Regions from separate parts of the Homo sapiens genome. Here regions 2, 3, 4 and 5 are each linked to region 1. Evidence: chromatin loops called from intact Hi-C (ENCODE). Cell type or tissue: mammary epithelial cell. All regions are shown on one strand. Region 1 holds the start of MAFTRR (MAF transcriptional regulator RNA). Region 2 overlaps LOC105371357 (a long non-coding RNA gene). Region 3 overlaps WWOX (WW domain containing oxidoreductase). Region 4 overlaps DYNLRB2-AS1 (DYNLRB2 antisense RNA 1). Region 5 has its middle 58 kb from the start of MAF.

The links. Peaks named below come from ENCODE experiments on the same cell type or tissue, not always from the same donor. Only the 100,000 strongest peaks of a DNase experiment are listed, where the experiment ranks them.
Region 2: it touches region 1 in a loop (15-fold over the local background); 17 of 110 quality-filtered maps call a loop at or near these places.
Region 3: a loop joins it to region 1, with 10 times the contacts of the local background. A loop is called at or near these places in 2 of 110 quality-filtered maps.
Region 4: a loop joins it to region 1, with 6 times the contacts of the local background. A loop is called at or near these places in 4 of 110 quality-filtered maps.
Region 5: it touches region 1 in a loop (2.9-fold over the local background); 2 of 110 quality-filtered maps call a loop at or near these places.

Annotation. Positions count from the first base shown.
Region 1 is chr16:79,765,860-79,770,859 of GRCh38, reverse strand. It overlaps MAFTRR (MAF transcriptional regulator RNA), which reads left to right and starts at 328. Exons shown (of 6, transcript NR_104663.1): 1 at 328-413; 2 at 1,638-1,707. It overlaps LINC01229 (long intergenic non-protein coding RNA 1229), which reads right to left and starts at 389. Exons shown (of 4, transcript NR_104660.1): 1 at 333-389. RefSeq lists silencers at 69-118, 43-241 and an enhancer at 239-288. In mammary epithelial cell, CTCF peaks have their summits at 370 and 3,081 (motif pointing left); a DNase peak (open chromatin) is centred at 209; H3K4me3 peaks cover 870 bases; H3K27ac peaks cover 1,638 bases.
Region 2 is chr16:80,082,441-80,087,440 of GRCh38, reverse strand. All of the region lies in intron 2 of LOC105371357 (a long non-coding RNA gene), which reads right to left. The region is part of intron 3 of LOC105371358 (a long non-coding RNA gene); the gene reads left to right. Among named protein-coding and RNA genes, the nearest start is that of LINC01228, 260 kb to the right of the region's middle. RefSeq lists a silencer at 2,641-2,710. In mammary epithelial cell, a CTCF peak has its summit at 2,644 (motif pointing right); a DNase peak (open chromatin) is centred at 2,620.
Region 3 is chr16:78,120,617-78,125,616 of GRCh38, reverse strand. All of the region lies in intron 4 of WWOX (WW domain containing oxidoreductase), which reads right to left. Among named protein-coding and RNA genes, the nearest start is that of WWOX, 23 kb to the right of the region's middle. In mammary epithelial cell, a CTCF peak has its summit at 2,636 (motif pointing left); a DNase peak (open chromatin) is centred at 2,626; H3K27ac peaks cover 362 bases.
Region 4 is chr16:80,367,550-80,372,549 of GRCh38, reverse strand. All of the region lies in intron 2 of DYNLRB2-AS1 (DYNLRB2 antisense RNA 1), which reads left to right. Among named protein-coding and RNA genes, the nearest start is that of DYNLRB2, 170 kb to the left of the region's middle. In mammary epithelial cell, a CTCF peak has its summit at 2,756 (motif pointing right); no DNase peak of the experiment used is centred here.
Region 5 is chr16:79,656,365-79,661,364 of GRCh38, reverse strand. No RefSeq gene overlaps it. Among named protein-coding and RNA genes, the nearest start is that of MAF, 58 kb to the right of the region's middle. In mammary epithelial cell, no CTCF peak of the experiment used is centred here; a DNase peak (open chromatin) is centred at 2,934; H3K27ac peaks cover 1,820 bases.

The sequences.
Region 1 (5,000 bases):
AGAAAGAAAACTTAGGGCTGGGGTGTGAAGGGTCTCTTGGTTTGTTTTCCTGGCTGGGACAGCGAACTTCTCCGCAGCCAAGTTTCTGGAGCGGGGCCGGCCGCTTCGCGGCTCCCATTGGTCCGGCCGCGGCTGTTGCTAGGCGGATGGACCAATGGCGCGCGAAGGGCGTCTGGGCTCCTCCTCTTCTGGGCCGCGGCTGGAGCCCGGGAAGCGGCGGCGTCCGCGCTTCTCCCGGCGGCTCTTTCTCTTCTTCTTTTTTTTTTTTTTTTTTAAGGCGGGGCGGGGCTGGGGGCGCGGCGTCGCGGAGCTCGGGCCGGTGGAAGGTTTACCTGCTAGGCTCGTCCCACCTGTGTGGAGCTCCCATCGCCCTCCAGCGTTGCGCAGCCTGAAGGGACAGGACGGACAAGCGGGTATTTTTTCCCCCTCACGCAAATGTGTATTTTGTGTTTTAATAATTTTATCAACTCGGTGAACTCTCGCGAGAGCACTCGCTGCGTGTCTTGCCTCTGTCGTCCTTCCCAGTCTCTAACCGGCCCCTGGGCCACCTCTCACAATTGAGCCCCCAGCCCTTGAACACACGCACACACGCACACACGCTGAGCTACCGCCAATGCTTGAGCCCCCAGCCCTTACACACACCCATACACGTGCACAAACACACACACACGCTGAACCAACTTCAACACTTGAGCCCCCAGCCCCTAGAGAGAGACACACACACACACGCTGATGCGGGAGCATTTAGCACAGTTTCCTTGCTGAAAAAGCAGGACCTCGGTTTAGAAAATGGAAATTGCCCAGGAGGAAAAGAGAGCTGAGATATATGCAGCCCCAGGTACTTAGGGTTAGTAATAATATTGTTAATAATACTATCGTTTCTGAGGGGTTTCTACCAGATACTGTGTTGAGTAGTTGCCATGCTTAATCCTATTTAGAGCTTGGTGTGCCCATGGGTAAACAGAGGCACTGAGCAGGGGAGGCAGAAGCAGGACTGGAAACTGTCTGTGTAACTTTGGAGCTCTTGGTTCTATCCACTTACTGGTGTGGTTGCATGGCTGTACAACTGCCCATGTGGTTATGGCCCCCATCTGGGGATAGGTCTCAGTAGAACCTACATCGCCAGGGCTATGCCAGCCTTATGCAGTCCTATGCATAACTACCAATTCTCAGAATGAGCATGTTTATCACCCTTGGCCCATCCTGCCCCATCACTGTATTTAACACTTGCATCTTAGGTGGATCTTCCTCAATAATCCTGGAATGAGTAGAAAAGACCCATGTTCTGTGTGTTTGGGGAACATCTTATCTTCATCCTGCAACACACATCCACCTCGGCAGCTTCCCCTCAACTAATGTGGGAACCACAACTCAGAGAGGAAAGTGACTGGATCAAGGCTACTCTGATCAAAGCTGGTCACTTCCCACATCTGTGAGACAGCAGAGCCAGTTCTCTGCTTGGTGAAGCAATTCCGTAAAAGCATTTCTCTAACAAGTGACTGCAGACTTCACGTGAACTCAGCTGCATACTGGAAGTCACTGTGATTCTAATTTTATGAAGAATTATCAAGTTGAGCATATTTAAAACTGTGTGGGGCTTTTTTTCTTATACAGTTTCCTTTTTTCTTTTTTTCAAGGTGCCTCCTTCTAATTCATCTTCACCATTGTGGTTGTCAATATGGCATGCAGAATTATCCCTCTTTCCAGGTGAGGACGCGGAGACATGGAGACACATGTAGCCCAGACACATAACAACACAGTAGGCAGGCCCAGTCTTGGAGCACAGATTCTTCCTCCCCCTCCCCACACCTTAGCTAGCTTCTTTGCTCTCCCTGAGTGCCTATGGCTTACAAGTTATCCATTTACAACAAAAGGTTGTTTATTCAGAATGTAGGGACTGGGAATACAGAAGCCAAAAAAAAAAAAATGAAGTGAGAAATGAAATCCCTTCTGTTTTGTTGTTTGGAAACTGCCTGGGAAGTGGCCTGCCAGCTAGGAACAGGGTTGGCTGGTGAAGAAGCCCCTGGCATGACATTTTTCTGCTTAGCAGATGCCTGTGTGCCACCCTCGCCCTTGCTCTGAGCCTGGCAGTCAAGGGAAACGTGTCTGTACTCACTGTGCTATTGTCTAAAAGGCTCAGCAGAAAGGCCCCAGCTAGCTTCCTTCTTCCCTTCGCAGCAGGAGAAGACCTAGGCATGCCCACCTCCTACCCTAACAGACAGCACCTAAGAGATGGTTCTTTTGATAACTTAAAGGAGATATTTTTGAACGTCAACACAAGACAGTATCGCCCAGCAAGGGAGAGGTTTTCGACTCCACCCATCCCCAGAGACTCACTTGGTCTCAGAGAGAGAGTACTGTCTCCTTTCCTTAAATCCCCCTAGCTTAAAAAGCCTAGCCAGAACCCTGCCTATAATCTTTCGCCGTAAAGTTTATCTTCTAACTTTTCTTTAAAACCTATGGAAAATAAAAATCGGGATTGGAGCAAAGCAGATTATTCTGTTTGCAGAGGCTGATATAATTGCTGGCTGTTTTCCCTGGGATCGCACTGTAACTCTTTAGGCAGCCCTGAATTTTAAAGGATGTTTGCAAAGCAGCTTTCTTCCTGAACACTGTCCTAAATCCCTCCTGTTGTAACCCTCCACTCCCTCTGTTTGCCCGGCTTTGCCCGGTGCAGTGAGACGCCTATCCACACAATGGTTTGTCTCTCCTGCTTTCAGTTTTCTTTTCAGCCAACAGCCTCACAAGCATTCTTTCTCCCTTCTGCAAGTATTCCTGTGGAGTGTGTTCTGCCTCTCTGCTAGACGCTGGGATATAGGGAGCCAACACAGACAGGGCTTACAGTCAAGTGGGAGAAATAATACCCAAACTTTCACAAACCCCAGCTTAACACTACTACAAAGATGTATGTTCATGACACAGTGACAACATACGCTAAAGGGACTTAAACCCAATTAGAGCAATCAAGACAGGCTTCATAGAGGAACAGACCTGTGAGGTCTCATAGATAGACAGAGGGTAGAAGTTGGAGATGAGAGTAGATAGAAGTAGAGCTAGCACAGGCAAGTGCCCTCTGCTGGGCTTCGCATCTGCCCTGAGAACAGTTAACAGAGCCTGTTCAGGCCAATCCACTTTCCATGGATGGGAAATTACTTTTTATGGAGACTGGTAAAAATTAGCTTCTCTAAGAACACTGGTCTTTCCCTTGAGACAAGAAATTGGGACCATATGTTTAGGCCTGGTCTTGCTAGGTGGGTGTACAGCTCACCAAAAGAATAAAATCAACACATTTTTCACTGCTTCCATAATCAGGGAGTGGGAACGTTGGAGTCCTACTGATTTTTGCCTTGGCTCAGGGTAGCTTATATTATTGAGAAAGGCTAAACTTTCAGTGCTCCTGTATTGAAAGAGTTCAGATTCAAATTTAACTGAGATTTATTAAGTGCTGACTAGGAACCTGGTATTTCCTAAGTATTACCCCTTGGAAGCCTTACAAGAATTCTAGGAGGTAGAATTTTTCAACCCCTTTTCACAGATGAGAAAACCAAGGACTAGAAAAACCCCTGGATCCTCATCCCAAGTATTTGTCATGGATACATAAGAGGATAAAGTCTTCTTTGACAGCTCACCAAATGAATGTTTTATGTCACAGGCTCACAAAATGTCAGGTTCAGACAGCATTTCATACAAACATTTTTTTTTCAATTATTTGCCACTGTTTGATCTTTAACATCCTTGACATGTCCAGCCTCAAGTTGAATCTCTCTTCTCTTAGGAAATTCACTGCCCTTTTGATGAAGCCAGTTTGACTTTCAGATCTTTGATTGTTCAAAAAAGCTTTTAGCCTTCAGACTTCCAATTGGCTCAAACAGGAAACATAACCATTTTAGGAATGTTGTGGATATAATGTTTAAGCAAAGGTAATGGGCCTAAACAGAATCAGGGTACTAACAGCAAAGCTCATTACTTGGTGATTATGCCAATTTTGCAAATAAAGGAAGAACTCAGAGTAACTTCATAAACACCATAATCTAAGTGTTTAAGAATCCCTGAGGGCTAGGCTCATCTCCTCTTGACCCTACAACCTCTCCTGCGTTCTTGGGATTCTAAATTGCAATATTAAGTCATTGAATTGACCATTCTTCTCCATGGCCTAACAATGGAAATCCTTCTATACCTAATACCACCAAATTGCTGCTCTGAGGTTTACCTTTCCACACTTCTATGCTGGGGTTGGAGCAGAAAGGGCCATGAAGTTGACATATTCGGAGCCAATGATGAGCCAAACCTAGAGTCAGTTTCCTAACTCCACCGGCAACCTATGTTCTGCTTCATGTTGCTTCTCCAGTTGGGTGCTCCCTTGATAGATACCAATTGGATTGCACCTGTCTTAAGTATCAATCACAGCAGTCCCCTCCACCACTACCAAATAGAACCTCTCTTAATTCATCCATCCATCCAGCAAATATTTACTGAGCTCCCACTATGTGCAACAGTGAGGGGGTGAAGTGAAAAAGCAGCCCTGTCTCCACTTTCATGACATGTGCAGTTTTGTGGAGGAAAAAAGATAATATTTAAAGGGCAAGTAGTGAAATGCCAAAGTCCAATGATTATGCATAATCAGATTTTCCCTTCAAAAGTTTATCTTTGGTTCCTGAGAATAGAATGGAAGACAGAGAAGCAGACTTTAATCTCAGTCCGTTGCTAACAACATTGACATTTTATGACCTTTACTAATTTTTTTCAAGTACCTATCAGGCTGTGAGGTTATTGTGTATGTTGGCTTGTTTACCACTTGATGATCTTCCTTTACTGCATTAGAATGAAAGTTCCATGAAACGAGGAACTTTTCTAGCTTACTCACCTCTGAACCTCCAGCCCCTATCAGAATTTCTGGAACCAAGTAAAAACATCATCAGATTTTTTGAGCTAACACATGACTTTCTCCTTAAACCTGACTGAGGCAGGAGCGCTAGAAGCAGCTCAACATCCAGGTGAGC
Region 2 (5,000 bases), 320 kb before region 1:
GGTACCAAAACAGAGATATAGACAAATGGAACAGAACAGAGCCCTCAGAAATAATGCCATATATCTACAACTATCTGATCTTGGACAAACCTGAGAAAAACAAGCAATGGGGAAAGGATTCCCTATTTAATAAATGGTGCTGGGAAAACTGGCTAGCCATATGTAGAAAGCTGAAACTGGATCCCTTCCTTACACCTTATACAAAAATCAATTCAAGATGGATTAAAGACTTAAACGCTAGACCTAAAGGCATAAAAACCGTAGTAGAAAACCTAGGCATCACCATTCAGGACATAGGCATGGGCAAGGACTTCATGTCCACAACACCAAAAGCAATGGCAACAGAAGCCAAAATTGACAAATGGGATCTAATTAAACTAAAGAGCTTCTGCACAGCAAAAGAAACTACCATCAGAGTGAACAGGCAACCTACAAAATGGGAGAAAATTTTCACAACCTACTCATCTGACAAAGGGCTAATATCCAGAATCTACAATGAACTCAAACAAATTTACAAGAAAAAAACAAACAACCCCATCAAAAAGTGGGCAAAGGACATGAACAGACACTTCTCAAAAGAAGACATTTACACAGCCAAAAAACACATGAAAAAATGCTCATCATCACTGGCCATCAGAGAAATGCAAATCAAAACCACAATGAGATACCACCTCACACCAGTTAGAATGGCAATCATTAAAAAGTCAGGAAACAACAGGTGCTGGAGAGGATGTGGAGAAACAGGAACACTTTTACACTGTTGGTGGGACTGTAAACTAGTTCAACCATTGTGGAAGTCAGTGTGGCGATTCCTCAGGGATCTAGAACTAGAAATACCATTTGAACCAGCCATCCCATTACTGGGTATATACCCAAAGGACTATAAATCATGCTGCTATAAAGACACATGCACACGTATGTTTATTGTGGCATTATTCACAATAGCAAAGACTTGGAACCAACCCAAATGTCCAACAATGATAGACTGGATTAAGAAAATGTGGCACATATACACCATGGAATGCTATGCAGCCATAAAAAATGGAGAGTTCATGTCCTTTGTAGGGACATGGATGAGATTGGAAATCATCATTCTCAGTAAACGATCACAAGAACAAAAAACCAAACACCGCATATTCTCACTCATAGGTGGGAATTGAACAATGAGATCACATGGACACAGGAAGGGGAATATCACACTCTGGGGACTGTGGTGGGGTGGGGGGAGGGGGGAGGGATAGCACTGGGAGATATACCTAATGCTAGATGACGAGTTAGTGGGTGCAGTGCACCAGCATGGCACATGTATACATATGTAACTAACCTGCACAATGTGCACATGTACCCTAAAACTTAAAGTATAAAAAAAAAAAAAAAAGAAAGAAAGAAAGATCATCTAAGATTAACAAACACATAAATCCTAGATGTAGTAATGGAATCTGGGTCAGTCTAGCTTCAGAGCCCATGAGTACAACCAATGGACACTGTCCATTGCAAGAGTTTTTCGTTTGTAACCAACATCAGTCTCTTAACCAGGTATCACTGCATCTATCCTCATCATAACTGGTGAGAGAGTCAGGACCCACAATAAGGTATCCATTTCCGGAATGAAGGCAGTGAGGTACTGAGATCCATTTATTCACTCATCAAATATTTGAGTGTTTGTTGAATGAGTACAGTGGGCAAAATGCCACATTTGGTAATGAGGATGACAATACTTATGGTCTTAGACTAGAACCTGTTAAAGTGTTCCTAAGGCTTGATGACATGTTAAGTGGGACCAGTGTCCTTAGTGCTGGCCTGAGTGCCAAGTTCTGTGTTCCCCTTGGCCATCTGTATGGGAGTCTTGTCATCTAATAGAGAAACCTCTGAACATGCTATGTCTCCTTTGACGGATCCCTTCCTCCTCTGAGCCTCCCTCTCTCACTAAAGAACAATAAGGCTGCATTCAATAATTTCCAAAGTCTTTCCAGTTTTCAGGTATAATTCCGCATCCCACCTTAAAAAAAATATGGTTTCTTATGACACAGAGGGAAAGACTAAATCACACAAATGAAACAATGAGTGAGAAAAGTGACATCACATGTATGAATCAATTTGTATTCAGTTCAAAAACAGGCAAAACTAACCTATGGAGCTAGAAATCAAGATACTCATTACCCTTGGAGCAGAGGGTAACTGTAAGAGTGAAAGAAGGATGCTCCTTTAGGGACCAGATGCATTCTGGGTTTTAATGTGAGTGCTGTTTCCACCTGTATATTCACTTTGATGTTTTGCCAACCTGTATTTTTGCCAATTTGGGCTCTTTTATTTATGTCTTTAAAAATACCTTCATAAAATAAATTCAAACAGAATCTAAAGAGAGTGGTAGGGTAGGAAGTGCTTCTGGCGGCATCAGAAAGAGGTCAGGAGCTCCTGACTTACTTTGTGACCAAGGCAAGTCAACTCACCTTCCCTGAGCTGTGGGAGGTCACTCAGGGCAACCGCCTTATTTTACAGATGAATGCCAGAAGGTCTACGCAATCAGCACTGGGTGGCTTTTCCCACTTCTGAGCTTGGATGGGTAGAGGACAGGCTGTGCCTGCAGCATATACCCTGGAGCCTGGAGGCCTTGGAAGGAGCACACTATCCTGAGTATTCAACAGGTGGCAGTCTTTGCTCAGTGTCAAGATGCTTTGGGTCCGCAGGGCTGCTTTTTAAAGGCAGAATTAGCTAGGACGCTAATCTTGAGGAGAAAGGTTTCTCTATTTCCCGGGGTGGGGGTCTTATCCCAGGAGGTCCCAACTCAAATATTCCTGCTCCTAGCCATTCTATTTAGGGTTCTCAGTTCTTCCAGGAGGAGCCTGAGACAGGAGGCTCCCCAAACCCCATTCTATGGAGCAGTTTGCCCCAGCCATTGAGCCTGCCTCTACTGGGGGTCATGGGCCTCACTCAGGGTCTTCCTTCTTGGGGGTATATCTTTGAAAACAAGAGAGAGAGAATTTTCTGGGAACCTGGGTGAATGCTCCAACAGAGAAGGGAGTGTGAATATTTCATTAAGGTGGCTCGAGGTATTACACAACATTACAAAACCAAGTGTGTTGGCAGGAATCTGACAAGCACATTTAAATGGGTGAAAATAGCAGGAAAAGAGGCCCAGAGTGGGGAAAGACTCAGGGAAGGCCTCTGTAGGGCCCTGAAGGGAGGGACCAGCCCTTTAGGGTCTCCTGCCAGGTCTATGTGAAGTAGCCTCCATCACCATCTGCCCTCACCCCAAGCGCATTCCAAGGTGACGGTGCACTCGGTAATGGCAGGACAGGGGTGACATTCAGCAGCTCACGAACTTCTACCCTCAGACTGGGTAGTTCTGGAGGATGGGGAGTTCTCACGCAATACCTCCTTGGTTTTGACCTCTCAAAAGGGCTGGAAGAGGCTTAAAACTCAGAGCTACTCCAGGAGGCTGCCCTAGAGTCTCAGATGTCTGGATTAAGTGATAGTCGAGGCTGGAAAAATATACTGAGACCTATTTGTTAAGGTTGTTGTGAGGTTGGGGTATACCATGGGGTTCAACGCTTCTCTCTAGTTGATGGACAAGAAGGAACAAAGGCCTCTTTATTTAAAGCATTGAAGATTTTCTCCTCTGTGTCGTATCTCATCATGTTTTCTTCTATAAAACAAGCCTATTTCTGCGGAGATAATGAAAAGAATAATATAAAAACATGCATTGAACTATTATAGGACCAGATACTCTACTAACTTTGCACTTCTTATTTTTTTTATAAAGCACTGAAGTACAAACTATTACTATCCCCATTTTACAGATGAGAACATAGAGGCTTAGAGAGGTTAAATAACTTGCCTAAAGTCATGCTCCTAGTAGATGTCAAAAAGGAATTGAAATCTAGGCCTGTTTGAATCCAGAGCCCACATACTTTATCTTTCTTGGTTGGAGAATGTGTCAAAAACCTCCCTGAATTTTTCAACTCACTCATAATCCAAGGGAGGTGTGGTGGAGGGGAATTCATGGAACAAGACAAAGAGTAAAGACATTGGAACAAGAGAAAACCTGGGTCATTTATAAAGTATGTCTCTTGTTCTGAGCACTTGGGAAAGCAACTTTACTGTGCAGAGCCTCTGTTTTCTCTAGTTGCTGTGAAAATGAATTGAAGAACTATCTGTAATGTGACAAACCTGTTATCTGGCATGAAATAGATATTCAATTAATGTTAAAGCCCTTCTTTTCTTCCAGCTTCCCTGCACCTGACTAGCTAGATCTAATTATCTTACAGGGTTGGTTCCTTCTTCCCAGGAAGAGTTTCCTCAGAGAGACTGCAACTGATGACTCTAAACCAGAGCTATGTAACTGTTGGATGTTCTCTGCCTGCACCTTGAACTCCCATCTCAATACTTAATTACATTGTACTGTACATTGTTTAATTATTTATATTTCCCTCTATGACTGACAACTTGATGTGGCAGAAAATGTGTCTACCTGGTTCACTATGGACTCCCAAACTAGTAGTAGAGAGACTAAAATGTTAGAGTACTAAATAAATATCTGTGGATGGATGGGTGGATGGATGAATAGGTGAATGGATGGATGGAATGATGGATGGATAAATGTATGGATGGAAGGATGAATAAAATGGAAGGATAGGTTAATGAACGGGTGGATGAATGGATGAGGAGGCCGGGGATGGAAAGACAGATGGATAGATGAATGGATGGAGAAATGAATGGATGGACTGATGAATGAATGGATGGATGGGTGGAAGTATGGATGAAATGGATTGATAGATAAATGGACAAATGGATAGACAGCTGGATAGATGAATGGATGGAAAAATGGATGGATGGGTGGTTAGATGAATGGATGAAATAGATTGATCACTGGATATAAAGGATGGTCTGCTTAAGTATCTCAATTTATAACATTGTGTCTATCTCACATGTATACACACCGGTGTTTTGGGGAATGTTGTCTGTTTACTATTAATTCCTTGGCTTTTATCATTGTAGGG
Region 3 (5,000 bases), 1.6 Mb after region 1:
GGGCTGGGTTTACAGGCGTGAACCACCATGCCCACTCCTAAGCTTCAGCTTCTGAATCCAGGATCCAATGCAGTCTGGAAATGACATCTGCCTTGGCCCTCCCCGCAGATGCCACTCCCAGCACTTGACCGGGCACAGAGCGAGGCTTCACGGGTTTAAATAAATTGGTTGATTCCAAACTCAGGATTAACAAAATGAATGAGCTGCTTAGAAAGAGCTCATTCAGGAGTGTGCTGTTATTCCTCCCAACAGGATGGTGGCATGTACAGTGGAAGGGGCCCCAGGCACAGACTCAATTACCCTTTGATCTATCCTGCAGGCACCCGCCGCCCAAGACCTGTATGATCTCAAGCACGTTACCTCACCTCCCTTCTCTTTCCTTTCGACATTATCACAAGACAGCTGTAAGCACGGTGCTGAGAATTAAATATGACAAGTACGGAATCTTCATAAATTTTAAACGGCTATCAATGTAATACAACATGATAATCAATAAATACGAATCTGTAACAATTAAGTACATTGTAGAGGTAAGGGTAAAAATGAAAAACATTGTATTAGCTTTAACTTCAGTTTCTGTGCAACTACAGAAGAAATTTGATTCTGATTTTGTTCCTCTTTATATGAAATAAACTTCATACAAAAGGCTTAGCTCCGTTCATCTGGCTAGTTATCCTCCACCTAGGTAGAAATAGTAGAGACACTGAAATAGGTTTCCTCCCCGCCCCCATCTCTCTGTCTCAGATCTCCTCTTAGAGTCTAGTGAAGAAACCTTGTCTTGCTTTCAGAGAGCACCATATGACTATGGCTTCTAACATGAAGGCTCCAAAAATCACAAAAAGTAAAACCATCAAGCACAGCCTGGTGAGCAAATAACTCAAAGACTTAAAACAATTAGATTTAAACCTTGTCACACAATGCAACCCTTCCTATGCACCCCATTCAGTTAGGCTTGTGTAGACTGAGACCAGCTCTTCATGAAATGTACCGTTATTTATGAAGCCAAAGGGAGATCACAAATTTAGGCAAGAAACTAAAAGCGAGCTATTGGAACCTGCTTTTTGATCCATCTACTGGTGCCTTAATTTAAGACATCTTTCCAAGAAGGCCTCCTAGTGACCCCAACCTTATTTTGGAGAAGGCTGAGGATTCATATCTACTCATGTATAGGCTACAAAAGTCCAAGAAGGTCTGTGTCATACCAAACAGGCAACGGTCAAGGGGGTTTCAACTGTCAGCATCTTATTTATTATGAAGTCTATAATAATTCCCAGAATCGCCATCTAGTTTTAACAATTTATTAGATAAACAACGAACACACTCGTATATGAACAACCAAAATATCTTTACTCTGGTGAAATAGCTTTGCAATGTTACAAGTATATTCACAATGTTTTTCAGGCTCTTGCATTTTCAAAAGAGAAAAAGTTGCTGAAAAAAAAATTATATAAATAAAAGTATATAATATAGCATATTCGTTTTTGTCCCCATTTAAAAATTTGAAAATAAGCAGTTTTGTAAAGCCAAAGTGTATTCCTTTCTGGGCCAAATTTCTATTTGACAGCTGAAATATGCGATTAATGGGCTGCCTCAAACCATAATTACACAGCCAAAACAAAAATTACCCTCCCTAAGATTGTACATGGAGAACACTGGCTATCTGCTTCACATTAAGTAGCTGGTTTAATATGATCCCTCTTACTTAAGAAACATATACTGTACTGAGCCCAAAAGGACACGTTTTCTTCTACAGCAAGAATGTATCATTAATAAACAATTTAATTACAATAAATTATGTAACACTGGGTAAGGCTTGTAGCAGGGGGCAAGGGACACTATATTCTTAGAAAAAAACATAGGGTTGCGGGTGCAGTAGCTCACGCCTGTAATCGCAGCATTTTGGGAGGCCGAAACGGGTGGATCATGAGGTCAGGAGTTCAAGACCAGCCTGGCCAAGATGGTGAAACCCCATCTCTACTAAAAATACAAAAATTAGCCAGACGTGTTGGCAGGTGCCTGGACTCCCAGCTACTCGAGAGGCTGAGGCAGAAGAATTGCTTCAACCTGGGAGGCGAAGGTTGCAGTGAGCCAAGAATGCGCCACTGCACTCCAGCCTGGGCAACAGAGGAAGACTTCATCTCAAAAAAACAAAAAAAAAAAACAAAAAAAAAAAAAACAAAACAAAAAACAAAGAAAAAAACATAGGGTCACCAAGGCGTTCAAAATGAACCTTAAACAGAGGTATTAATACTTAAATATTACAATTTCCACTTAGGAAAAAAAAATCATATTATTGCTAGGCCAGCACACTCAAAAGCAATAATGTCATGAAAACACATGCCCTTGTGTGATTTGGCAGAACAGGCTGCTCCCTGAACACAATGGGCCTTTTTATTAAGTGGATCCCTTCATCCCTGGCATTTTATACAAACAAAACAAAAGAGAGAGAAAAAGAAACAAACACGACACTAGTAACAGTCTTCAGTTTGAACTTCATCACAGAGAATTAGAAGACCTAAAAGATATGTTAGAAAAGTAAAAGACATTATTTAACCAAAATGAAAGCAAGATGGACTGAGAGGAACAGAACTATATTGCAATGCTGCCTCTTTTGTTTAATTATATCAAAGGGCAACAGAGCCCTCTAGTGGAAAAAAATAAAAATATATAAAGATGGTTCTGCTTTTAGATTAAAGGAAATATGTACAACACCCCCGGGCATGGTGGCTAGTGTCTGTAATCCTAGCACTTTGGGAGGCCAAGGTGGGCGGATCACTTGAGTTCAGGAGTTCAAGACCAGCTTGGCCAACATGGTGAATCCCTGTCTCTACGAAAAATACAAAAATTAGCCGGACATAGTGGCTCACGCCTGTAATCCCAGCTATTCAGGAGGCTGAGGCAGGAGAATCACTTCAACCCGGGAGGCGGAGGTTGCAGTGAGCTGAGATCACGCCACTGCACTACAGCCTGGGTGACAGAGCAAGGCACCGTCTCAAAAAAAAAAAAAGAAAAAAAATGTAAAATAACATCTTCCATTACAATTTTTATTGTGCCACTCTATGATGTAAAAGCAAAAGATCAAATTATTTTAATTGGGTTTTAAGTAAAACAATTTCCAAGTTTTCAAGCTTTACGTAATGCTACAAAACCTCAAGTAGAACAAAAATCTATTATTAATTTTTTTAATTATGGGTTTGACCCACTTTGTCATTAAACAATAGTTTGTATGACTCTCATTTGTTATGCTGACACCATAAAAAAGTAATTAAAATCTAAACCTACATGCAGGCATGAAATTCAACTGATGGCCTCATGTGACAAAAAAGTTTCAGTTGAGATCTAATCAGGTTCACACTGACAGTAGCCCCCCCTTATCCTCGGGAGATGCGTTCCAAGACCCACAGTGATGCCTGAAAACTGGATAGTACCAAACCCTATGTATTCTATGCTTTCACCTATACATACATACCTAGGATAAATTTTAATTTATAAATTAGGCACAGTAAGAGATCAACAATAATAATAAAATAGAACTATAACAATGTACTGTATAAAAGTTATGTAAATGTGGTCTCTCACACTCTCTCTCTCTCAAAATTAGTATTTTCAGATGCCTGTTGACCTCAGGTAACTGAAACCTCAAAAAGTGAAACACGGGCCAGGCACAGCGGTTCACACCTGTAATCCCAGCATTTGGGGAGGTTGAGGCAAGCAGATTGCCTAATGTCAGGAGTTCAAGACCTGTATGGACAACATGGCAAAACCTTGTCTCTACTAAAAACATAAAATTAGTAGGGAGTGGTGGTGTGCACCTGTAATCCCAGCTACTCAGGAGGCTGAGACATGAGAATCACCAGGCCCTGGGAGACAAAGGTTGCAGTGAGCTGAGATCACGCCACTGTACTCCAGCCTGCGCAACAGAGTAATACTCTGACTCAAAAAAAAAAAAACTGAAACACCACGGATAAGGGGGGACTACTGTATACATGATTACAAATTTATTTTAAAAATATATATAACATACACACACCCCTATTATAAGCATTTTACATGAGATTACCAAATTATGAGATGATGCTCATTAGAATGTTTTAAATTGGTCTCTTCCTTTAGATATTTACTTCTCAAATACTTTGATCACGTGATTTCCATGTACACTCAATGTCCAATAATATCTCAGTGTAAAATGGTTAAGTCATAAGGTACTAATTCTCAATTTTTATATAATGTCATTTAAGGACTTTGTCTAACACTGTCAAGAATCTCCATAGTTTCTTAGAACAAAGTAACTTCAAAATAATTTTACTTACAATACCTGGGTATAATTTAGCATAAGATAATAGTAGGCACAAATGTTTTTAATTTAAAATGGAGTTCCAATGCCCAAAAGGTTATTTCGATTATTTCAGAATATTTTCCTTTCCTTAATGAGCACCAGGTTTTTAAAAAGATAAATGCCAAGATCCCACTAGTTTAAGTCTGGTCAACAATCAGAAAGGAAACTAATCAGGCATTTCAAGATCCCAAGTGCAATGATCTCATATGAGTGTGTTTTACCCATGAAAATGACTAAATGTAAGTTAGCTATGGCCCCAGATTTATGGGACCTTTTGGAATAACTAGAAAAAAAAAAACCATCAATGACATGCTTTAGGCTCAAAGGCAAAATTTAGTAACATTTAGGTATGGAAAAGAAAACAAAGAAGCAAAGGTGTAAAGGAAGCTGGCGTAGTCCATAATTGGGAAGTGTGGATTTAAAATCTTAGGAATGAATACCCTTCTCTACATGAAGAAAAAGTAATTTTCTTCTATTCACGTAGAACTGGTAAAATTTGCACAAGATATGAATTCATCGTGGTGACAATTTGTAGGATCAAAGAGTATGGCAACTACAGTTCACACTGTAATTTCAACACATGATTTAGAAACAAGACCCTAAGTTTTAAAAAGTAGGCTCTCTAAGCTAAGACAATCAATTTCAACATCACACTATAATTACA
Region 4 (5,000 bases), 600 kb before region 1:
GTGGGAGCTTTGTTCCTTTGGCGCTATGAGGTGAGATCATCTCTTTCAGCTTTTGTTCCTGCCTTTCTGAGCTCATTTGCTGGTTTTTCCCCTAATCCCAGCCCCTTCAGCCCCGAGTGGAGCCTCCGATGACAAAGCTCCAATGGTCCCAGTCGGCCCTGTGAGCCTTCCCTGAGGCATATTTCTTCTTGTTTCTATTTTTAAGAGGCACAAACAAAAATAAAAACAAAAACAAAAACAAACATAGTAATCTTAAAAATGATTTATAATGCCCATGATAGAGATTAGGTCGATGGATTCCAATTTAATTTTCAGAAGGATTTGAGATGTTTCCAGTGTATTTTTTTTTTTTTAGGCCAGAGACCTATGAGATCCAGCATCAGGGTGTCAACTGAGATGAGAACAAGTCAACCCTTGTCAAATGCTTGAAAGTGGTGAATTCATCTGTAAAGATACCCAGCCTCCCAGGAAATGTGCTGTTTTAGCCTGAGTAGGCAAAGGAAAACACAGAGGAGGAAAATGGGCCAGTTCTGCCCAAGATTTGCTTTGATCATTGCTGTTGTTTCCTCTGCTTTGCATTCCCCAAGATGGTCAAAGGTGTGCACTGTGAAGACATCTCATTGCTGGAGGACTTGACAAATTCCTCCAGTGCATTTATTCTGATCTAGTTGCCCACTGGAAAATAAAGGACCTCATTCATCAGCATTTATTCATTTAAAAAATATGTATTGAAAACCCACTGCATTCCAGGCACTGTGTTAGACACTGGGGAAACAATGATGAATGTGATGCATGTGGGTATCTGAAGTTTACAGCCTTGGAGGATGAGTCTTGACCAAACAGCAACAGGGCACTGACAGACTGCAACAGTGCAGAAGGGATGCCTGGTGCTGGGAGCACCTCCAGTGGTCGGGAGATTTCACTGTGGCAGCATGATGGAGCCAGGCCTGAGGGATGGGTAGGGATCGATTGAACCAAAAAGGAGAGGGAAACACACTAGATCCAGAGAGAGCAGCGTGTGTAGAGGCCTAGGGGTGGGAAAAATCGCGATATATGGGAGGAGCCAAGAGGAAGCCAGTGGGCTAGAAAGCAGAGGAAAGAGAAGAGTTTATGATGAGGCCAAAGGAGTCATTCCAGGGACTAAGATGGTGGCCCTGTTGGCCGTCTGAGAGCACACACCACTTGGGGAAGAAACAGTTACCTTCCCAGTCCTGTTTTCCCGTAGATGCATTGTGTGGGCCATCTCTGAGCTTGTCTGATTTCCAAGATGATCTTGACTGAGCATAGAGCCCTTAGAAAGTTGAACCTCAAAGGCAGATGATCTGTAACTTGGGCCTATTCTAGGTCTCCTTTTGGCCTCCTTCAGAAATAGGGGTTTGTCTCTCTTTCCCTTCAGGTCTAGGTTTCTGTTCTGAACCGGGATGTCTTGCTCTGGTGTTGAACTTCTCTCTGTCTCTAGTTTCTTCATTCATTCAACAATGAATATATATATATATATATACACACACACACAATAATATATAATATATAATATATGTATGTAATATATAAACATAAATATGTGTAATTATATATTATAATTATATATTATATAAATTATATATATATATATATATATATGTATGTATATTTTGAGACTGGTCTTGCTCTGTCACCCAGGCTGGAATGCAGTGGCATGATCTCGGCTCACTGCATCATTGCAACCTGTGCCTCCTGGATTCAGGTGACTCTTGTGCCTCAGCCTTCCCACGAGCTGGGATTATAGGCACACACCACCACGACTGTCTAATTTTTGTATTTTTAGTAAAGACAAGGTTTTGCCATGTTGGCCAGGCTGGTCTCGAACTCCTGGGCTCACACAGTCTGCCTGCCTCAGCCTCTCAAAGTGCTGGGATTACAGGTGTGAGCCACCGTGCCTAGGCCTCATGCAACACATACTTATTGAGCACTTATCACATGACAGCACTGGTCTAGGCCTTGGAGATGCTTTGGTGAGGAGAAGAAGGCCTGCTGCCAGCTCTCATGAAGCTCAAGTCCTGTGCTGGAGAGAGGGCTATTGGTCTTTACAATCAGATTATCACTTTCCCCATTCATTGTTCAAACCTCCTGCTATCATCCTCCATGGATCCTCACCTTCCCTTATCACAGGAGCTTGGAGATAGGGCAGACTCTAGACCATTTGCAGTAGACAGCACAGTCCTCTCTGGGTTAGCTCTCAGCTCTGTTGTCTTGCTTCTTGGCTTTCTTGCCACAGCTTAAGGCTGGAGCTGAGATATTACAAGTATCTTGCTGACATCCACCACCCTGCACTGTGACTCCAAGTGCTCAGAAAAGCTACCTTCATTGTTATTTTCCTCTGGGCACATGTCCCTGCTCACCATCGGCAAATCTTCTGAAGGCAGCATCAGTACCGTCCAACAATGGCTTCCCACTCGCCAGCAGTTAATGAACTATTGCTAGGGATGGTTAATGCCCTGTGAAATCAGTCATTAATTGTAGAAACAACTGATTTCAGAGAGTTTGAGGCAATTATTAAAGCCGTTTATGATGGTGTTGGCATAACAAAACACACTGCCATGCTGCCCATTCATCATAAGGAGAAAAGCCAGCACCATGGCTTTGAAGTTTTTCCCTAACAGGGAGTGGTCATGGCTGCGGAGCTCCGTCAGCCCCTGCAGCCACACTCCTAAAACCCTGGCTACATACACTGGAAGTCAGCAATAGTGCTCCTTTGGGGGAAAAAAGGTTCACCTGCTAATGGCCGGCAGAAGGAGGCAGCATCGGATAATGGATGAAGCTGTTCTCTGGCGGTGGCTGTTCCTGATTCTGGTGGTTTCTAAGCAGCAGGCTAGGGAACTGCTGAGAGACAGTGAGGTTTCTCCAGGTGGTCTCTGAGCTGGCATCTGAAAGTGATGATTCTGAGACTTTATCTTTATTTGTTTTGTTTCTGGGGAGAATTTAAAATAAGCCGGTCCCTTTGTTAGTAGTGCATCCAAAACGCATTTATTCATTTGCTCTAAAATGCAAGCTTGCCTCCTGACAGCTCAGAAGTCAGTTACATTAATAGAAACCAATAATAGTCTTTCTCTGAGCTACCTTTATCAAGACAGGGAAGATTTTCAGCTTCCCACCCTCCAGTCTCCCAGCTATTTCTGGAGCCCTAGGGAGTGTTTTGTATAAACACTTGAAGAAATCCTTAAAGGCCCTGATCCTATTGCTCTTGACATCCTCAGCCAAGGTGGTGTGTAGGAATGTCTCTCCTTTAGTCACCCTGCATTCACAGCTACTGGGTCTGCATCAGGCACTGTCACCCATAATATCCAGAGAGAATGGTGACCATGAAAGGTTTATTAACAGGCAGAACTGAAGAACTATTATTGTGATTTTGCAAAAATCATCTAGGCCACAAATGGGTAAGGATGCCAGGTGTATGCTCATAGCAGGCTGGTTTATAATATTGAAATACTGGAATTGCTCTATGTGATCAATCACATAAGGCTAGAAAAGTACATTTTGGTACATCAATATGGTGGAATATTGTGCAGTATTTAATACAGTTATTGAAATCTATGCTTACTGACATAGAAAAAAAATGACCGTGGTATATTATTGAGTGGAAAAAAGCAAGGAATCATATATGCTTGATCCTATTTTACTGAAAATACACGTGTGGGTACATGCATGTGAAAGGGTCTCTGTTGAGACACCCTAATATGTTAACAGTGGTTATTCCGGGAGATTGAAGATGACTTTGAAATTCCTCCTTATACTTTTGAATGCTGTCTGAATTTATTGCAATGAGCATGTCTTGATTTTATAATAAGAAAAAAATCTTTTTGTTAACATTTAATTGAAACCTGTTCTATTTTATTCATTGTGATAAAATGATATTCTGTCAGGATTTCCTAAAGCTCTTTATGTTACTTGCCTTTATTGGCCAAATTAATATGGAATACTATTAGGAAAAAACAATTTTAAATTTAGAAAATTATGAAATCGCCAAAGAATTTTAAAGATTAAGTTGTAGAAGTAGAAAAAAAAATGACTTGCAATTTCTTATCGATTATGTTATAAATCAAAACCAAAGACTGGTTGGGCAACATCAGAGCAAGTAGGTGGGGGCGCGGTGGGGGCATATGCTGACTTGAAGCAAGGATATAGGGGAGGGCTGGGGAGCAACAGCCCTACAAAGGTAATGTTTGTGCAGCGATGGTGGGTGCCGATGATGTATAAGGGTCTGTAGGTCACAGGAGTGATTCTTGGCCACATGAGTCTGAGAATTTGTGATGACTGAATTTTTCACTCTGCCATTAATTTTGAGTTTTCTTAATTTGCCCGTAATTCCAGATTCAGCCATGCCTTTCCCTGGTAATCTTCTGTCCTGTCTCTAAATGTTGGAGGACTTCTGCTTGGCCCCTTTGCTGAGAATTAGCTGTAACAGATACCCAAGAAAATGATCATTTCCGAGTCTCCTTAAATGAGCTCTTTCTCTTGTTAAACATCATTGCATACACCTCTTATTTTAAAATACTGCAGCACAGTTGAGATTTCCCTGAGTGGTGTTTTCAAATTCCAATGCAGGGAGTTGTTTCTTTAACAAAATTTGATGCAAAGTGCAAAACCTGAAACTTGAAATAAAGACCGTGAATCAAGTTTTTATCTAACTTATGAAGCAGCTGGAGGAAGACAGCAGAAATTATTTAAAACACATTGTACAAAATTAAATATGTTAGAAGAATTACCTTTGGGGATGAATATAAACAACAACAAATATACAGTACACCTAAAATTATCTTTGTCATCATGGCCTGAGGAGAATTCTGGGAAAACAAAAACAAAAACAAACAAAACAAAACAAAAAAGCTACAACACAGTAAACACTAATATCATCCTATTAATGACTGAGCAAAAAGAGTATTCCACAAATTATATTTTTTTCTATTAAAGAAAAAGCCTGTATATTGTCAGAAGTTTTCTAGCTTTGAGCAGACAGGTTATGA
Region 5 (5,000 bases), 110 kb after region 1:
TGTCTGGCTCCAAGGGTAATGTGTGCCTGCTCCCATTTATTTTCTTACACTGAGCTTTGCGAGCTCTACAAGAGCCTTGCCTTTCTCAGGCCTGGACAATCACCTGTGCTGTCTCCACAGGGGGATTCCTCCCCCCATACTGCTGGGTCCGTGGACAGCCTCTCAAGCCACCTTATCACTTATCCACAGAAATTTTTTCTCCTTTAAAGAAACCAAGCATCACCAAATCAATATTGAAACATATATCTGGTTTCCATTTCTAAGGGAAAACATAGAAGTAAAGAGGTCATCGATCTTTCTTTTTTTTTCCAATTTTATAATGTAACCCAATATTTTTATAGAGATACAATTCACATAACCTTAAATTCACCCATTTAAAATGTACAATTCAATGGTTTAAGCATATTCACAAGGTTGTGCAACCATCACCATCTTCTAATTTCAGAGAATCTTCATCACACCCCAAAAGGATATCCTGTTCCCATTAAGTAGTAACTCCTCATGAACCCCTTCTCTCAGCCGCTGGAACCACGAATTTACTTTCTCCCTCTATGAATTTGCCTATTCTGGCATTCCATGTAAATGGAATCAGACAGAATGGTGTAGCCACATCAGGTTTTTCTTCTGTCCTAAGTAAACCTGCCTGGTTGATAAGTGAACGTTGCACGTTGTTGGGTTGTGCACCACAAGTCTAATATTCACCATTTCTTCCTTCACCCTCCGTTCCATTGTCAGTTTGCCATTATTTTGTGGCTCCCTTTGCGTGGGCATGTTTGTAAGCTGCTCCAAACCCTTTTTGGAATTGGGCAATGCGAGAATACATAAAAACATTGATTCTCAAATCAACCAATAATGAAATTGAATCCTACAAAATGTGGCTTTTGTGTCTGGCTTGTTTCACCTCCTAGCATGTTTTCAAGGTTATTCCATGTGGCAGCATTAATCAGGACATCATTCCTTTTTACAACTGAGTGATATTCCATCATGGGCCATAACATGAATGTGTTTATCCATTCACCATTTGGGTTGCTTCCACCTTTTGGCTATTGGGAATAATGCTGCTATGAACATGTATGCGATCCGTTTTATTGTACCTAATTAGAAGGGATTCCAGACAAGATCCAGTGGCTTCCAGAGAGCTCTGCTGGCATAGAGGCCTGTGAGCAATTTGCTCTTCTTACACTCCAAGTCTCTGCGGTGAGATGTCAACACCCCTTTGGAATGTACCCCAGGGTCCAAGAAGGAGCAGTGGGTTCATGTGCAGAGACTACATTGTCCTTTCCCGTAGGGGAAGTGGGAGAAGATTCTCCATCTAAAATACAAAGGGTTTCATGAAATGAAGAAACTTAAACTTGCAGAGGGAACCACTCCAAGGAGCCGAGTCTCATGCTAACCTCTCTTTCATGGTTATTTTTGATGCTAGATCCACTGAAATGCATTATGCTGCATTGATATATGGGATACACAGTTTATATGGACTGCACACATTAAGCAAGATACATACATATTTTAAATGTAATATGATATGTCATTATGACTTTTTTTGTTTTCAGGATTCGCTTTGAATAAAATTGTAAAATACCTCTTAGGAGGGGTTGGGGACAAGTAAAAAAAGTTATGTCCAAAAGCTCCAGTAATCAAAGGCTTTGGGTACATGCTTTTGTCAATAATTTTAAGAGCTATTAAAAGCATTAAAAATAAGAAAGGACTTCTGTTACTTGGTCACCAAGAGCTCTTCCAAGTTCCTATCTACACCAACCCTGACTTCTCGCAGCCTCTGTAGAGGCATGTACCCCATGCCTTAACGTGAAGCCACGAGTCTCAGGCTATGATCTCACCTCCTTTGTCCAAGCACATCCCAAAGAACATGTCACCCAGCAGCGTTTCCAGTGACAGCAACACAATACAGGCATTTCAGTAGCACTTGGAATAAATGTTATTTTCATTCCAAATGCAGTGGTGGGAATCAGAGAAACAATGGCCTTTTCCTGCCCGATGATACAAGTTAAAAATATTGCCTGCTTCTTTGCTAACTCCCATCTTAGCCCTGCACATTTAAAAATACACCCGTCACTGGCTCTGCATTTGAAAATGTATTTTGCATCTGATAATTATGATGCATTTAAAGGGCAAAATTAGAAAGCACAAAATTAGGCTGCCAGACTTAATTAGCCCATTCTTTTTTCTAATGGGTGGAATTCGGGCAACCGTGGGCTCTAGGGGCACAAAGACCCCTAATGGGCGTAGTGGAAATTCACCCACATCTCTATAAACTCAGTCTCTCAGCGAACCAGATCAGGGGGATTAACTGCACAATGAGAAATGTGAGACACACAAAACAAGACAATTACACCCTCTTGTCCTCAAGAAAACGATGTGAGTGCAATTACAGAGTAATCTATCAACAGATAACAGAGGACCACGCACGTGGCCTCCCAGAGGCCTGATGTAATCACAGTGGCATTATGGGCTTATAGGTAAAGAGACGAACTCCGAGCTTGACGTGACAAGTTTTCCAGGATAATTATCACCCGTACCTGCCTGCATGTGAAGACCCATTTCCCGCACCAGCTCTGACCTCGCTGAATGATTACTGAAATGCCTTCCTGTGCACACTGTAACTGGCCACTGCTCCCAAGGACCATAAGCTCTTCACAGAGGGGTGCACTGAGCTGGCCAGGATAGGACTGGAAACTTCCAAGTGCCTTCCAAGGCTGTCCACTGTATTCTCTGAAATCTGATTCCGCGTCCTTGATAAAGTTATCTTGACGGCTGGCTGCGTGGAACTCACCCTGTACCCAGCCGGGTGGATCCGTCCCCAGCATTCAAGGGGAAAGTTCTGTCTGTTCAAGTTGCCATGGTCCTTCGCAAGCCACGACAGGCCATGGGAAGCCGAGTCGAGGCGCCGTGATCCCAGGTATGAGTCACCCTGGTGAATCAGCTGTGTCCGTACTATTTTTTTCAAGCTGTGGTTTTCTTTATAACAGAGACTGTGTTGTTCATTTTGCAGCCAGATCTAGAAAGCTTCTGTATGCTGAGAAAGGAGGCCTACTGTACTATGTCCACTAGACGGAACCTAAAAGGTCCGCCCCTGCTACAGGCCGCAAGGAATGTTCTGAAACAATCCATGGCACAGCTGCAGAGCTATGGAAGGGGCCTGAACCCTAACTCTCAGTACCTGGATGGTCTCTGGCAAGACACTGCACCTCTCTGAGGTAAAACCCTCAACTTGTAGAGTTATAAAAATTCATTCATTCAAGAAAGTGGCTTTCAACTAGGGGCCATTATGCACCACCACCCACCAAGGGGACTTTTTGGCCATGTTTGGGGACATATTTGTTTGTCACAAGCACTTTCTTTACCATTCTTTTTTTTTTTTTTTTTTTGGGATGGAGTCTCACTCTGTCGCCCAGGCCAGAGTGCAGTGGCGTGATCTAGGCTGGCTGCAACCTCCACCTCCCGGGTTCAAGCAATTCTCCTGCCTCAGCCTCCTGAGTAGCTGGGACCACATGCACGCGCCGCCATGCCTGGTTAATTTTTGTATTTTTAGTAGAGACGGGGTTTCACCATGTTGGTCAGACTGGTCTCAAACTCCTGACTTCATGATCCACCCACCTTGGGCTTCCAAAGTGCTAGGATTACAGGTGTGAGCCACCATGCCCAGCCTTCTTTACCATTCTTTATGAGGCATTTGATATTATAGAAAAATCCTTTAAGTCACTAAACAGTTGGTCAAGATTCAGACCTTCATTTTTGTTTCAAGATTTTTATACAAAATGTATATGATCTCAAATTACATAGACCGGGATGTAGGGGAAAGGAGGCAAGTAAACTATGGTCCGCTAGAGTCACTATGTCAATGTTATATTTTTTAACCTGGTTAACATCTCTTCATGACAATTTTTAGCTATTTCCTTCCAAAGAGCCAAAACAGGAGAAATACGAGAATAGGTTGCTAAAAAAGGTATAATATATTTCAGTTTCTAAAACTTAGTAATTGGAATTTTCCCAGTTCTGGGCAGCATTGCTTTACCCAGAGTCCAGTCTGATGATAAAATGGTGGCCTCAACCAGGATTCCCGAGAGAGAGAGAAAGAGAGAGAGAGAGAGGGAGAGAGAGAAACATTCAGGAGCTGCACACAAACAGGCAACCTGCAGATCCTCAGAAGAATGAGAAACGTTGGAAGGTTTGGGTAGGAATCTCTGGGGGCCTCTTAACTCCTTGCAGAGGCACCTTACTTCTACAGCAAACACAGCTCTCTTACCCCTTGTATCTGTAACACCCAAATCCACAGCGGACAGAACAAAGAGCGTGGCGATTGTCAGGGAGGAAGAAAGAAGAAATTCAGCAAAACCCCAGCATGGGATAAACAGAGCCCAGGCAATGCTGAAAGTTTCCCACATGCCAGGTTCATACAGTGCTTGATTGACCATTCAAGGGAACACAGCTGTTATGGGGGAGGGGGAGGCAAGGTAGAGCCTGAAAGAGGAGGAAGAGGACTGTTTGCAGACTAGACTATTCAATTGACTTGGAAAGAATTCCCCTCATGCCTCCCTGCATAAAATAGTTGTCTATTTCAGATGGATTACTGCAAACTCCCAGATAGAGCCCTTAAGTGCTGTTTACACAGTGAGCTAATTGCGGTAATGGAACCCACCCCATCTTGTTCCTCAGCTTCAGGCCAGTTTCCCTCATGAGCTTCCATAGTAGCAGCCCTATTTGTGGATCTCTCTCTCAGCCCCATACTAGGAGCCTAAGTGGGAAATATGTAATTATTCACTTTATGGCTATTGACGCCTCCTCCAGTGCGACTGGCCATCACCACCCAGGGCTTTCAGGCAGCAGGGATAACAATCAAACAGAGGGGGTCTGTCTGGAATCAGACTGACCTTCATTCAGGACAGGGCCTGGGGCTCACCATCACCAGAGCCTTGCCTGTAGAGGTCCTGGGAGTTTGAGTCTGGGTAAAGTTCATATTGTGAGACACGTCTTTCAGTAGT